Regions from separate parts of the Mus musculus genome. Here regions 1 and 3 are each linked to region 2. Evidence: chromatin loops called from intact Hi-C (ENCODE). Cell type or tissue: gastrocnemius. All regions are shown on one strand. Region 1 holds the start of Sytl2 (synaptotagmin-like 2). Region 2 overlaps Sytl2 (synaptotagmin-like 2). Region 3 has its middle 15 kb from the start of Ccdc83.

What was found. Hi-C counts contacts between places; a loop is a spot of excess contacts. Peaks named below come from ENCODE experiments on the same cell type or tissue, not always from the same donor. Only the 100,000 strongest peaks of a DNase experiment are listed, where the experiment ranks them.
Region 1: a loop joins it to region 2, with 2.7 times the contacts of the local background. A loop is called at or near these places in 7 of 42 quality-filtered maps.
Region 3: a loop joins it to region 2, with 8 times the contacts of the local background. A loop is called at or near these places in 27 of 42 quality-filtered maps.

What each region holds. Positions count from the first base shown.
Region 1 is chr7:90,300,562-90,304,561 of GRCm38, forward strand. Sytl2 (synaptotagmin-like 2) reads left to right here and starts at 1,868. Exons shown (of 20, transcript NM_001368878.1): 1 at 1,868-2,182. In gastrocnemius, a CTCF peak has its summit at 1,551; DNase peaks (open chromatin) are centred at 1,121, 1,824, 2,210 and 2,803; H3K4me3 peaks cover 2,265 bases; H3K27ac peaks cover 1,995 bases.
Region 2 is chr7:90,408,479-90,412,478 of GRCm38, forward strand. Sytl2 (synaptotagmin-like 2) reads left to right here. Exons shown (of 20, transcript NM_001368878.1): 19 at 1-83; 20 at 924-1,960. The coding sequence ends at 1,069. Among named protein-coding and RNA genes, the nearest start is that of Ccdc89, 16 kb to the right of the region's middle. In gastrocnemius, no CTCF peak of the experiment used is centred here; a DNase peak (open chromatin) is centred at 1,662; H3K27ac peaks cover 648 bases.
Region 3 is chr7:90,278,899-90,282,898 of GRCm38, forward strand. No RefSeq gene overlaps it. Among named protein-coding and RNA genes, the nearest start is that of Ccdc83, 15 kb to the left of the region's middle. In gastrocnemius, a CTCF peak has its summit at 1,772 (motif pointing right); DNase peaks (open chromatin) are centred at 1,544, 1,768 and 2,800.

The DNA of each region.
Region 1 (4,000 bases), 110 kb before region 2:
TGCCTTGGCCAGAGCTTTGGGACCCGTCCTCTTTTCACTCTGGAAGCCCAGGACCTATACAGTGCATTCACTGTTTACCCAGGTACAACTCTATTCTATTATACATACGTACACACATACAAACATACATACACATATACATACATACACATATACATACATGCATACATACACAGATACATGCATACATACATACATAACATGCATACATGCATACATACACACACAAGAGAGAGAGAGAGACAGACAGACAGACAGAGAGAGAGAGAAAATCGATTTTTCTCCTTCCATGGCAGAATGAGGAATCTCAGGATTTCCTGATTGTGCTGAAAGTGTTTTACCCTGAGGCTTCTCATTGGCTCTGTATTAGTAAATACTTTTAATATGCTTCTTCTCTTCTTTCTCTGTCTCTGTCTGCCTCTCTCCTTTCTCTGTATTGTGACTCATTCTCTAGCAGAGGCTGGCTTCAAACTCAAGGTAATCCTTCTGCCCACCTCCCCCGGCCCCTCTCTCCCACGGCTACTTTTAAAGTATCACATTATTTAATCCTAGCTATCTGTATAAAGAAACGGATGCAAATTGTGTCTTGGGCATTCTGAGCTTCTGGGCTAAAATCCACTTATCAGTGAGTGCATATTATATGAGTTCTTTTGTGATTGGGTTCCCTCACTTAGGATGAATATCCTCCAGATCCATCTATTTGTCTAAGAATTTCATAAATTCATTGTTTTTAATAGCTGCATAGTACTCCATTGTGTAAATTTGCCACAATTTCTGTAACCATTACTCTGTTGAGGGACATCTGGATTCTTTCCAGTTTCTGCCTATTATAAATAAGGGTGCTATGAACATAGTGGAGCATATGTCCTTATTACAAGTTGGAGCATCTTCTGGGTATATGCCCAGGAGTGGTATTGCTGGATCTTCCAGTAGTACTATGTTCAATTTTCTGAGGAACCACCAAACTGATTTCCAGAGTGGTTGTATCAGCTTGCAATCCCACCAACAACGCAGGAGTGTTCCTCTTTCTCCACATCCTTGCCAGCGTCTGCTGTCACCTGAGTTTTTTATCTTAGCCATCCTGACTGGTGTGAGGTGTCCTGTGAAGGTTCTATGCTCCAGTATAGGGGGATGCCAGGGCCAGGAAGTGGGAGTGGATGGTTTGGGGAGCAGGGGGAGGGGAGAAAGGATAGGGAGTTTTCAGAGGGGAAACTAGGAAAGGGGATAACATTTGAAATGTAAATAAAGAAAATATTTAATAAAAAAGGAAAAAAGAGAATATGATAAAAAAAAGGTATTGCAGGTTTTGAAGTGGGGGCCGTCTCTGGGAGAAGTTGGGGTACAAAAGGGAAAGAAGAATGTGATGTAAGTCTATTTATTCAAAATATGTTTTTAAGTGTTAACAAATTCAGATAAATTGAAATTATGTATCTTTTCTCGTCATAATGCAATAAAACTTAAATTAAGAAAGAAAGAAAGAAAGAAAGAGAGAAAGAAACTGATGGCCGGAGGGGTTAGAACATTTTGCTAGATTACAGGCACCTCTTCTCCCCGCATGGTGGTGACCGTCCCTACGTTTCAGATGGAAGGTATCCTCGACCCTCTTGCATAGGGACGTAAAAAAAAAAAAAGTGCCGTTTCCGTTCTTTTGGATAAAAACTCGATTGCTTCACTGACAAGTAGAGAAGGAGGCCTGGAAGGGAGAGAAGCCAAGCGCAGGGACCAGAGCACAGGAGGCGGCCCCGCAGGCGCGGGCGGGCGGGGCGAGCCCTGTGCTCCCTGGAAGGTCCCGCGCTGCCCTCCCCTCCGCCCGCCCCGAACAGCGGCGACACCTGGGTGGCGCAGCCGGCTGCGAGCGCTGGGCGGCAGAGAGAGGTTGGCAGCCCGGAGGAGGTAGAGCGGGCAGCCGGGGCTGCGGCGGAGACTCGGCGCGCGCTCTGGGTGTGACTTTTCTGTCTACTGGCGGTGTCGCTGGGACTGCTTTCTGGTCCTGCTCTGGGTCTTGGAGTAGCTGGAGGAGTTGGTGTAGAGAGAGATTTTTTTGTTGTCCTTGCTATCCTGGCTGCTACAACGTGAACCACCGGGGCGGCAACCAACAAGCTTCATCCCTCAGTTTCTCCTTTAGTTAGGAGTTCCTTCTGCTGCCCTCGCCGCCGTGTGTCCGCGAAGCTAGGGACACCAGGTAGGCAGTTGCGACGGAATTGGGGGTGGTACTTTGAAGGCTTGACCCCAGACCTGGGGCTGGAGACTGGCGGGACCTGGCTGCGGAGCAATCGCCCGCAGGGTGCTCAGGTGAGGAACAGCAGAGGTGCAGCGAAGGAACCCAGCTAAGCACCCCCCCCCCCCCGCGAACTCTAGTTTGAAAATTAACACATTTGTTTTGGGACAGTTTCCTCTACACCCAACCAGACCTCTTATCCTATAGAGTTAAGTCACATGGGTGGGATTTGCCAGCTTCAAACTGCAAAACCGCGTGTTTCAGGGTGTAAGACCCATCCAGCAGCCGTAGGAAGTGCGGTAGGAAGTGGGGTAGGAAGTGGGTCTCTGCGCTCACAGTGCCTCCTCCCCTTTCCTCCCTTTATAAGTCGTCTTTGGCTATGAGGGGCTCCATTTCCTGCATCGTTGAAAAGTTCTCATTTTTTACTAAGGGCTGGTATGTGACCAGCAGCTTCCAGGACGTGGGCTCTGGGTTGAGAGGGAGCCTAAACACACGCTTTGAATCACAGCTTTCTGACCCTACAGTCTAATAGCAGTGTGCAGAGGAAGCCTGGGTGGGGGAGAGGGGGCAGTTCAGATACACAACTGGAGGGTCGGCGGGGTCCAAATTGCTGTCCAGCTTTCTCTCTTCCTGACAACCCTTTCTGGCTAGAATGCTGGTCCTGCTGTCTGCAAGATGGAGAAGCCAGGACAAAGCAAGCTAGCTTAAAGTGGCTGAGGTCTTCAATCAGTTACTGGAGCTTTTTAGCACCCGGCCCTCAAACAACTTCTTTCATCTCTGCCCTTCATCATTCTTGGAGTGGCATACATTTGAAATCAGACTCTTGGACCCACTAAAAGTGTCCAGGAAGGAGAAGAGAGGTTCAGTGAGGGAGGAGGGGCGATGCTGATCTCTCTTTTACAGACATTTATTATGGACCAGACGCTGTTCTCTATGTAATGTGTTTCTAAATTCTCACAAAGCCTCACAAGGTTGGTACACTATACTTCTTTTTATAATTGAGATGCCGAGGCTCAGAAAGATTGGTCCTCCTATTCTAACACACGTAGTTTCTAATTCTAAAACCTTTCTATTTTGTGCTCTTTGGTAAAGACAAGCCAGGGCAGGTAAAAAGCAAGCAAGCAAGCAAGCAACAAGCAAGCAAGCAAGCAAGCAGGCAGGCAGGCAAGCAAGCAAGCAAGCAAGCAAGCAAGCAAGCAAGCAAGCAAGCAAGCAAGCATATTGAGCTCCCACTAAGTGCCAGGCACTGTTAAAGCATCTCAGAGGTTCTATCGGCATGTATGGTCAGGAATGTCCATCATTCTGGGGAAACCAGTGACTGACATTGCCTCTCTCTCAGCAGCTCTGCTCCAGAAAGCCTGCCTGATCCACTCAGCTGTTACTGCTTGGGTGGGGCAGGAGTTCTGTTTGCTTTATGCTAGAAATGGTTTGGGGTCTAATGAAAGATTGATTGTCTGAATCTGATCCGTTAGACCTGACCGTTGGCTTGTGAATGATCGCTCTGTCCCTCCAGAGGTTCGTTCCAGGCTTTACTCAATAAACATTTGTGGAATGAATGAATGAATTAGCACCTTGTGCACAGTGGTCTGCTGCCCGATGGACAGTGAAGCAGTGGGGGGTGGGGGTAGCCTGGGCCCCTAAACTCCAAGCCAGCAGTAGCTACCCTGAGCCAATTTCTTTTCCCATCTGTAAATTGGAGATGATGATGATAGTCAGATTTTTGTCACTCTGACAAAACACCTAGGACGATCAGCCAGTGACAAGGGTTTGTTTGGCTTGTGG
Region 2 (4,000 bases):
AGCCTGTGTAGAACTCACAGTCTGGGACCATTATAAACTAACCAACCAGTTTCTGGGAGGTCTCCGGATCGGCTTTGGAACAGGTAACTTTTGTTACAGGTTTAATTCTCTATGAGCCTAACTCTCCAGAAAATGCTAAAGTTGTAATTGTAATAAAACCATTGAGTGAAAGGTCATCAGGGGTCCAAGGGTTCTTGGATAAGAGGGTCTGAAGAGTCCAGAGTCCGTCCTTTCAGAACCTAAGGTACTGTTGGCAGGTTCCAAAATCAGAGCTTGAGAGTTCTGACTTTGTGATCAAATATCCTTACCTGGTGAGTATTATGTAGCATATCCAAGCCAATGAACATGCATTTCTTTGATTGTACTAATTGAGAAAGTTAAACAATGACATCAGGTATGCCCAAGAAGACAGGTGATGCCGACATTTAAGGAGATAGGTGAATAAATAAGTCTGCTCTGACCAATCACAGAGACTATCATTTCATCAGTGGGTTAGCTGTTTTATTTCCTCTATGACTTTTGTTTCACGGTTCCAGAAGGCAGTTAGTAATTGTACAAAAAACCCAATACTCCAAAACAAAACAGTAATAACAACAATGATAATAAACAGTTCATTTCTAAGGCAAATTATGAGATTGAGTCTTTCAGGCAAAACTCCCTAAGGCATCATCTAGAGTCTCCTCCTCCTCAGTATTTAATCCTCCCGATTCCTCTAAGCCCTGAAAAACTTATGATCCAGTTCCCACATTCACGTTCAGGTGAAGAGCAATTATGTAGGAGCCATGTGGATTAATACAAGCGACCTGCGTAGTAAACTAGTTCTTCCTTACACCCAGGTGTGCTCTCCAGGTGTGCGCACACTCCTCGTTGTCTTCCCTGCCCCAAGTGGGAAATGTAAATGAAAATGTAAAACTCTTTTTCAGGAAAAAGCTACGGGACTGAAGTGGATTGGATGGATTCTACTTCTGAGGAAGTTGCTCTCTGGGAGAAGATGGTAAACTCTCCCAACACTTGGGTTGAAGCGACGCTGCCCCTCCGGATGCTTCTGATTGCCAAGCTTTCCAAGTGATCCTAGTCAGCCGATTCCGCCATCAAAAACTACGCCCCAGGGGCATCTGAACTGGAGAGTTGGCCTCATGGACAAATACCCTCTCCCGTTGTCACTAATGACTTTTAGAAGCATGCTCAACTTAATCTGCATGCATTTCTTTGGTTGCACGACTCAAGGGAGTTAAACGATGACAAGATGTACGGCCCAGAAGAAGTGTGGCGTGATGCCGACATTCAAGGAGAGAGTTGAACAAGCTAGGAAAACTGAACTGTTGCTTCCACACCAAAGAAAAAGCTAGCTTCACATGTTTCCTACCACAATCCGTGTTGCAGTGCAGGCCTGCCGTTTGGTTATTGAAATGCTTGCTGGGCTTCTAAGTAAGAAGGTTTTGGGCAAAGCAATGAGGAAACTCCTGGGATGGGGTGGAGAGAGAAAGGACAGCGGTGAAGACAATGACCTACATAATATGACGAATTTACTTAGTAACCTCTAATGAAACATTGAATTCCATGTTAGGGCAGTAAGACTGACTTCACTGCTCATAAATCTGCCTTGAGAAATCCCACACACACCCGGACTCCTGTAACCTCACCTTCTCAGTCTCAAATGGACTTTGGTGCCACCTACTGGCTGCATATGGAATTCAGCTCTTGGCTTATTTTGGCTTAATTTTTGCTAAAGTGGGTGGCAAGTCTATATTTTATAAGACTATGCTAAAATATTGCATATAGTTGATGGTTTTCTTATGATTTTACTATATAAAAACAGCATTAAAGTATTCACATATATGCTTTGCTACAAAGTTTTAATCAGAATATAAATTGCTCAACTGTATTGGACTTCCTATGTATAATTTTCATAAGGTCTTTTGTAAAAACCCTTAGAATAAATTATCATGGTTTAAATTGCATCAGTAGTTTAGCCTGACTTCTTATATTTAAAAAAATACATTCTGTAAAAGCAAGCTCCAACTTAATGTAGGTAGGAAGTCTGGATAGTGAGTAAATGTGAAATCTCATAAAGATGCCATCAAAACCTTGTGGCTCTTGCCTATAACCCCTGATCTAGAATATGGAGGCAGGAGAATTGTTGCTAGTCTGAGGCTAGCTTGGGCTACACAGTGAGAGTGGTCTAAAAACAAAAAAACAAACCAAACAAAACTAAAAAATTTAAATAAATAAGTAAAACTGAAAGCCTAGTAGATTATTTGCCTTTTTAGGAAAGCAAACACTGCAGACTTAAGTCCACCGGGTGCTGAGTTAATAGAGCCTCTCCTCCCCACCCTCTTGCGCGCGCTCGACTGGCCAGGAAGAACGACGCTGCAACAGGATCCTTCTGCACACGTTTATTGGGAGAGCTTGATTGTAGAGGCGAAGAGACCCCGAGCCCAGAACTGGTGCTGCTTTTATAGGCCTAGGAGGGGCGTGTCTCACACCCGGATTGGTTATGCACTAAGCCTCATTTGCATGTTCCTCATCTGATTGGCTACTCTCTCTCAGTACCTTACAGAACATCATTATCATACCTCATTTGCATGTCTCACATCTGATTGGTTATACTCTCAGTACCTTACAGAACCTCATTATCATGCCCGGGCCAGGCAGTGTCTTTGCAAAAAACTTTACTGCATATGTACACATTGGTTGTTTGTCCAGACTTATGCGTGGTGGCCAGCAGTAGTCAGTGCCACTCTGCAACAGCACATGTGGCTTCCCACATCTCCCCCTGTTTGTTTTAATAAAATGAGGCTGGACTAGGCCTGTGCAATTATGTCCATCCGCCGTGGCTCCTGTTTTAGGTCATTCCTCTAATGTCACAGCCTTACCCGTCATAGGGTAACCCTATCGCCACCGGGCCCCATGTCTTAGGTTGGACTGTGCACGAGGAAAGTTGCCCGTCTCTGGATACTGCAGTGCTGTGTAACAATAACTGCTAAATGACCTAGGGCGAACTCTGCAAAAGAGGCCAGCCAAAAAATGAATTAGTGGTGAAATCATGATCACTCTATCGCTTGCAATGAGGAAACCTCAGTGATGTGCAAGGGCTGATCAATGATCGTTGAGTCTCTCTCATCTCAGTGCTGTGGAGTGCAAGAGCAGAGAACTCAGATGCCAACTAATTCTTGAGCATGGATAACCAAATTTCAGGGGAGGAGCCGTTTTCAATAGCTAAAAGTGCCTGAGTTATAATCACCTTGTCACGTTTTTGTTGGGTTCTGAATTTGCATACCAACCAGAGCATGAACACCAGTCCACAGCATATGGCAGCACCAAACAAAATCACTCCCACCCATTCCTTAAAGTAAGAAAAAGCAGAGGTAAGCCAAGAGGTAAAGTCTCTGAGGGTCACTGGTTCCACTCTGGTCCCATTAAGGTTCAGGATCTGCATCTGCAGTCTCGTCTGCAACCTCTCCAGCTCCTGCGACCAGTTCCCCTTCAGGTAATTCGATAGGTCTGTACTTTTAATAAAAGAATTATTAACAAACCTATTGGGAGTGATGCACACATGCAAAGTGGATGCCACACAACTCATGTCATGTTGTAAAATATCCACTCTGATTCACTAACATTAACCCTGAGGCAATATGAGAATCCACCCTTTGCAGGGTAAGCAATGCCTCAGACGTTTTTTCTAAATGAATACTAGTACTCTTATACACCCGTGGCTCTTGAGGAGTTTGTCGTGCATAAGGCACATCCAAAAAACTTTCCTTTGCAAAAAACAAAGGCTAGGTAGAAGAATTGGAATGTACCGGTAAAGGTACTGGCCATGATCTTACTATGGCCCATAAAGGTATACTTATCCTGGTTTCAATCATCAGGAGCAGGAGAATCATCTTGGGGTTCATCTTGCTCTTTCACGGTCCTTGTCAGTCGCATCGGGACCCAAAGTGGATTTTCTTCACCCTGTGGAAAAACACAAATAGCTCCCCGGGATCTGATTAAGATA
Region 3 (4,000 bases), 130 kb before region 2:
AGCTACAGACAGAGGTGGTATAAGCTACAGGCAAAACCAGACTCTGGGAAAGATGGGCACACTCCATCCTTGCCCTGAGCTAGGATTCTGCTGGCCTTGCCAAACCTGGGAGGCGTGGGTTATTTTTTATTGCATGTGCTAGAAAACAGCTAAATAGTAGTTTGCTGCAAGTCGGGGTGACTCTGGCTAAGACGGGGAGCAAAGGCAGTATTAGCCAGCCTTCATCTTTACTGCCCCTTCCTTAAGACAGATCCTCGTCTTCTGACTTGATTGAAGATCTGACTGCATGTCCCATCTAGCTTTCTTGACCCCAGTTCTTTCTCTGCATTGTGCCAGAGACTCCATCCCTTGTTTATAATCTCTGTGGCTTCCCACAGGGCCAGGAGCAAAGAGTTCCGGATGTGACTGGTAAGGCTCTTGGCCATCTTGCTTACGCAGTCATGAAAGTCACCCTGGCCCATGCTGCGGTTAACAACTGGCATCCTCTAGATGGGCATCCTAAGTTGGGGTCTGTGTGTGAGTAGCTTTATTGGGAGGTACTCTCCAAAAGTTAGGAGAATGGGGAAACAAGAAAGGTAGAGATGGCAGAGTTTGTTGATGAACAAGTTCTCTAGAGACTGGATAAAAAGGGGTTGGTTTTGATAGGACTCTGGGACATAGCTCAGTAGGCTGGGTAGTTAGGTCACACTCACCATGTGCTGGAGACTGCTCCCGAGGGTGCTGACTGTGAGATGCTTAGAGCGTGCAGAGGCCAACTATGCCCTTGTACCTCGTGGGCCAGGGAGGTCTGTAACCAGCACTGCCAGAAGTGGTTGCTAGAAGAAGCCCTTAGCTTGCATGGTGAATTCAAAGAAAAATATGTGTGTGGGAGGGCGGGGGTTGGGGGATGAGGGAGCCCACCACAACGCTCAGAACCGGCTTCTCCCTTCTGTAGTGTTCCTGGTCTTATGACAGCTGTGTGTAAAATTACTCATTTTTGGTTAGTATATTAAAATAATGGGTTTCATTGTGACATTTTGTATTCACACACACACACACACACACACACACACACAGAGATTATATACATATACACTGCCCCTGCTCATGTAGACCTGGCTCCCCTGGAACTCGCCCTATAGACCAGGTTGGCCTCGAACTCACAGAGATCTCCCTGCTTCTGCCTCCTGAGTGCTGGGATTAAAGCTGTGTGCCACAACCATCTGGCCTAAACTGGAACTCTGTATCCTTCTACCTCTACCTCCAGGTGCTGAGATTACAGACGAATCAGAGTGTGCCGGCGTGTCTGGCACTGCCTACTGGTCCCTCAATGTCTGGTGCCACTATTAACTCAAATCAAGCCAGAAGTAGACTGCCAAAGACCCCCTCATGCCTGAATGACCCCAAATGTCCTTGGAGCACAGTTGCTGAGCAGCCCACTGCATCTTGAGTATCATTGGACAACCCGGCCGGCATGATATGTCTGGAAATGAACCCTGAGTTATACCGTGAGCATCGGGCTGGCAGCCACTGAGCTGCGGAAGTGATCAGAGCATGGCCCGGTGGCTTGAAAGAGGTGCTGAGCAGTTTGAGAGTGCCCAGAGCAGGAAGGGTAGGGACCGTGACAACAGAGGAGAGTTGATAAAAGGAGCCAGGAAAGGGAACATGAAAAATCCCACAGGCCTGTCCAGTCTTCTAGGCACAAGGTCTTAAGACCCTGGGCTGAGATTTTGTAACACTGGCCACTGCTAAGGGCTAAGGAGATAACCAAAGCCCCCACAGAGACTAACAGTAGAGGGCGCCACTTCCTACTACTCCCCCAGCTCAGCTACTGCTCTCTGCTGTCATATCCCGAGGGCGACAAAGGCTCCTGGAGACAAGCAGTTGAAGTCTGTTGCATACAGGTGATTTCCATCAACTAGAACGAAACAAAATCAAAAACCTTCCAACTAGCCAGGTAGCCTGTGCTACTGAAAGTAGGCAAGGAAGGCCACACAAGGGTAAGTTCTTTGGGTCTAAAGTACGGTAATAGAGGGGACAGCACAGGGGGAGAGCTGACTGAGGGAGACTGGGCAGCCTCTTTAGTAATTTTGTATTTTTCTGCAAGCCTAAGAGCAATCACCACGTTGTGCTTGAGTTCGAGAAAACGATCTATAAAGGCAAGCAGGCTCAGCCAGTGCCGTTAGAGAGGCTTTCAGCTGTCTGGCTGTATAACCAAGAACAGGTGGGGCGGATGAGGCTGGTGTCAGAGAGATTAGCCTCCTTCTGTGAGCACCAGGGCTTTCTCAGCCCAAAGCAAGACCAAGAAAGACCAATGAGGAAAGATTGGGTTTGGGGTGAGGACTGGAGGCTGGGAGGCAAGACGGGAGGAAAGAGTGCAGAGCCAACGTGGCTAACAAACTTCTGGCCTGTGTGTGACAGTTTTGATATGGAGTCACTAGACTGGTCAGGGGCAGGACCCACTAAACTAACCAGTCTAGTGGGCAGGAGCCACGTTAGTGAGTGGATTATAAAATGTTTATGTCCTTTTTTTTCTTTTGAGACAGGGATATCTCTACATAGCCCAGACTGTCCTGGAATTCATGGTTTTTTACATGTGTCAAAATTCATGATTATTATATGTGTGAAGAAATCTTCACCATGTATCTTCCAAAGGAAATAGTTGTGTATGGCACATAGAACATTTATATCCCCAAACAGTACCTTCCTTCCTACCACCCTACGTCCACCTTTCTTCACAAATTCTGTCCCACTGACTGACCGCATTTGAGAAGAAATGCTCGATTACTTTTCATTTGCATAACTCCCCTCTCCAGGTGGTTGTTAGAAGTTGGCAGGCTTCCATAAGTATGGGGCCATGACCTCTAAGGCTTAAACCAATACTTCCCAACCAGAGTGACTTTTGTCTCCTAGTGCCCATGTGGCAATATCTATAGATGTTGAACACTGTCATGACTGAGCAGGGGGAAGCGGGCATTCTCATAAATATCCCACAATGCACAGGGCAGTTTTCCACAGCAGCTGCTCTGAGGTTAAGCCCCTGGTTTAGACAGACCAGTTACACAAGAGCCCCGATTGTTATGAGCTAGCAGAGAATGAAGGGGAAAAACTGTTGCATGTCATTTACCCGATCCACACCTGGTCCTACAAACCGCCAGAGGTTTGCTCTGAGGGAGGGTTAGCCATTGGAATGTGTCCCACCAACGTGGAATAGTGGGCTTGGAACGACTTCGGTGAGGCCCTTGCATCATCAGAATTTAATGTGATTGCAAGCAGTGTCAAGAGACATATGATTTACCTGCTCTTCCATCTTTTTTTTTTTTAAAAGGCTGTCCTAAGGATGATGTGAGAAGTGTATTGGTGTGCTAGTATTACCACAGTTAAACAATAGAATTGTAAGGTTCTCCCAGTGCCGGAGGCTGGGAGTCCAGATCTGCGTACACTCAAGGTCATGCTTGCTGAGGGCTCTTTTCCTGACTTGTGCATGACTGGCTTCTCCCTGTGTCCGTATTCATGACCCTCCTTCTATGCAAGCAGGGGAGAGAGGGCCTACACGCAAGTCACATGTAGACAGGGGTGGGGCACACAGGACTAGTGCAAATAATTATGGGATATAATGATGACTAACTTTGGTGCCTGTTTTTATTAAATGGAAAGAGAGAAAAATTAAGTTTGTTGAATACTTGAGAAGACCATTTCTAATTTACTACCTACCATACAGCAAGGAGAAAACAGGAAAAAAACAGAGTATAAACAATTTTTACAATAGTGAATCTGTGGAGTGGCTAGAGAGAAGTCATTTCTGGGAGTTAAAGTGCCGGTGTCTTTGTATTTACGTCTGTCAGCTAAGAATATATTACACAGCACTTCTGAAGGGTCTAAAGTCACCATAACACATTGGAGGCAACGATTTTTTTTTAAAGGTAAAACTAGATTTGCTTTAAATCTAATATGTAATATGTATTATATGTGTTATATTTACTACCTGGAAATGTTTTCTTTTTTTTCTGAAGCGTTGTTT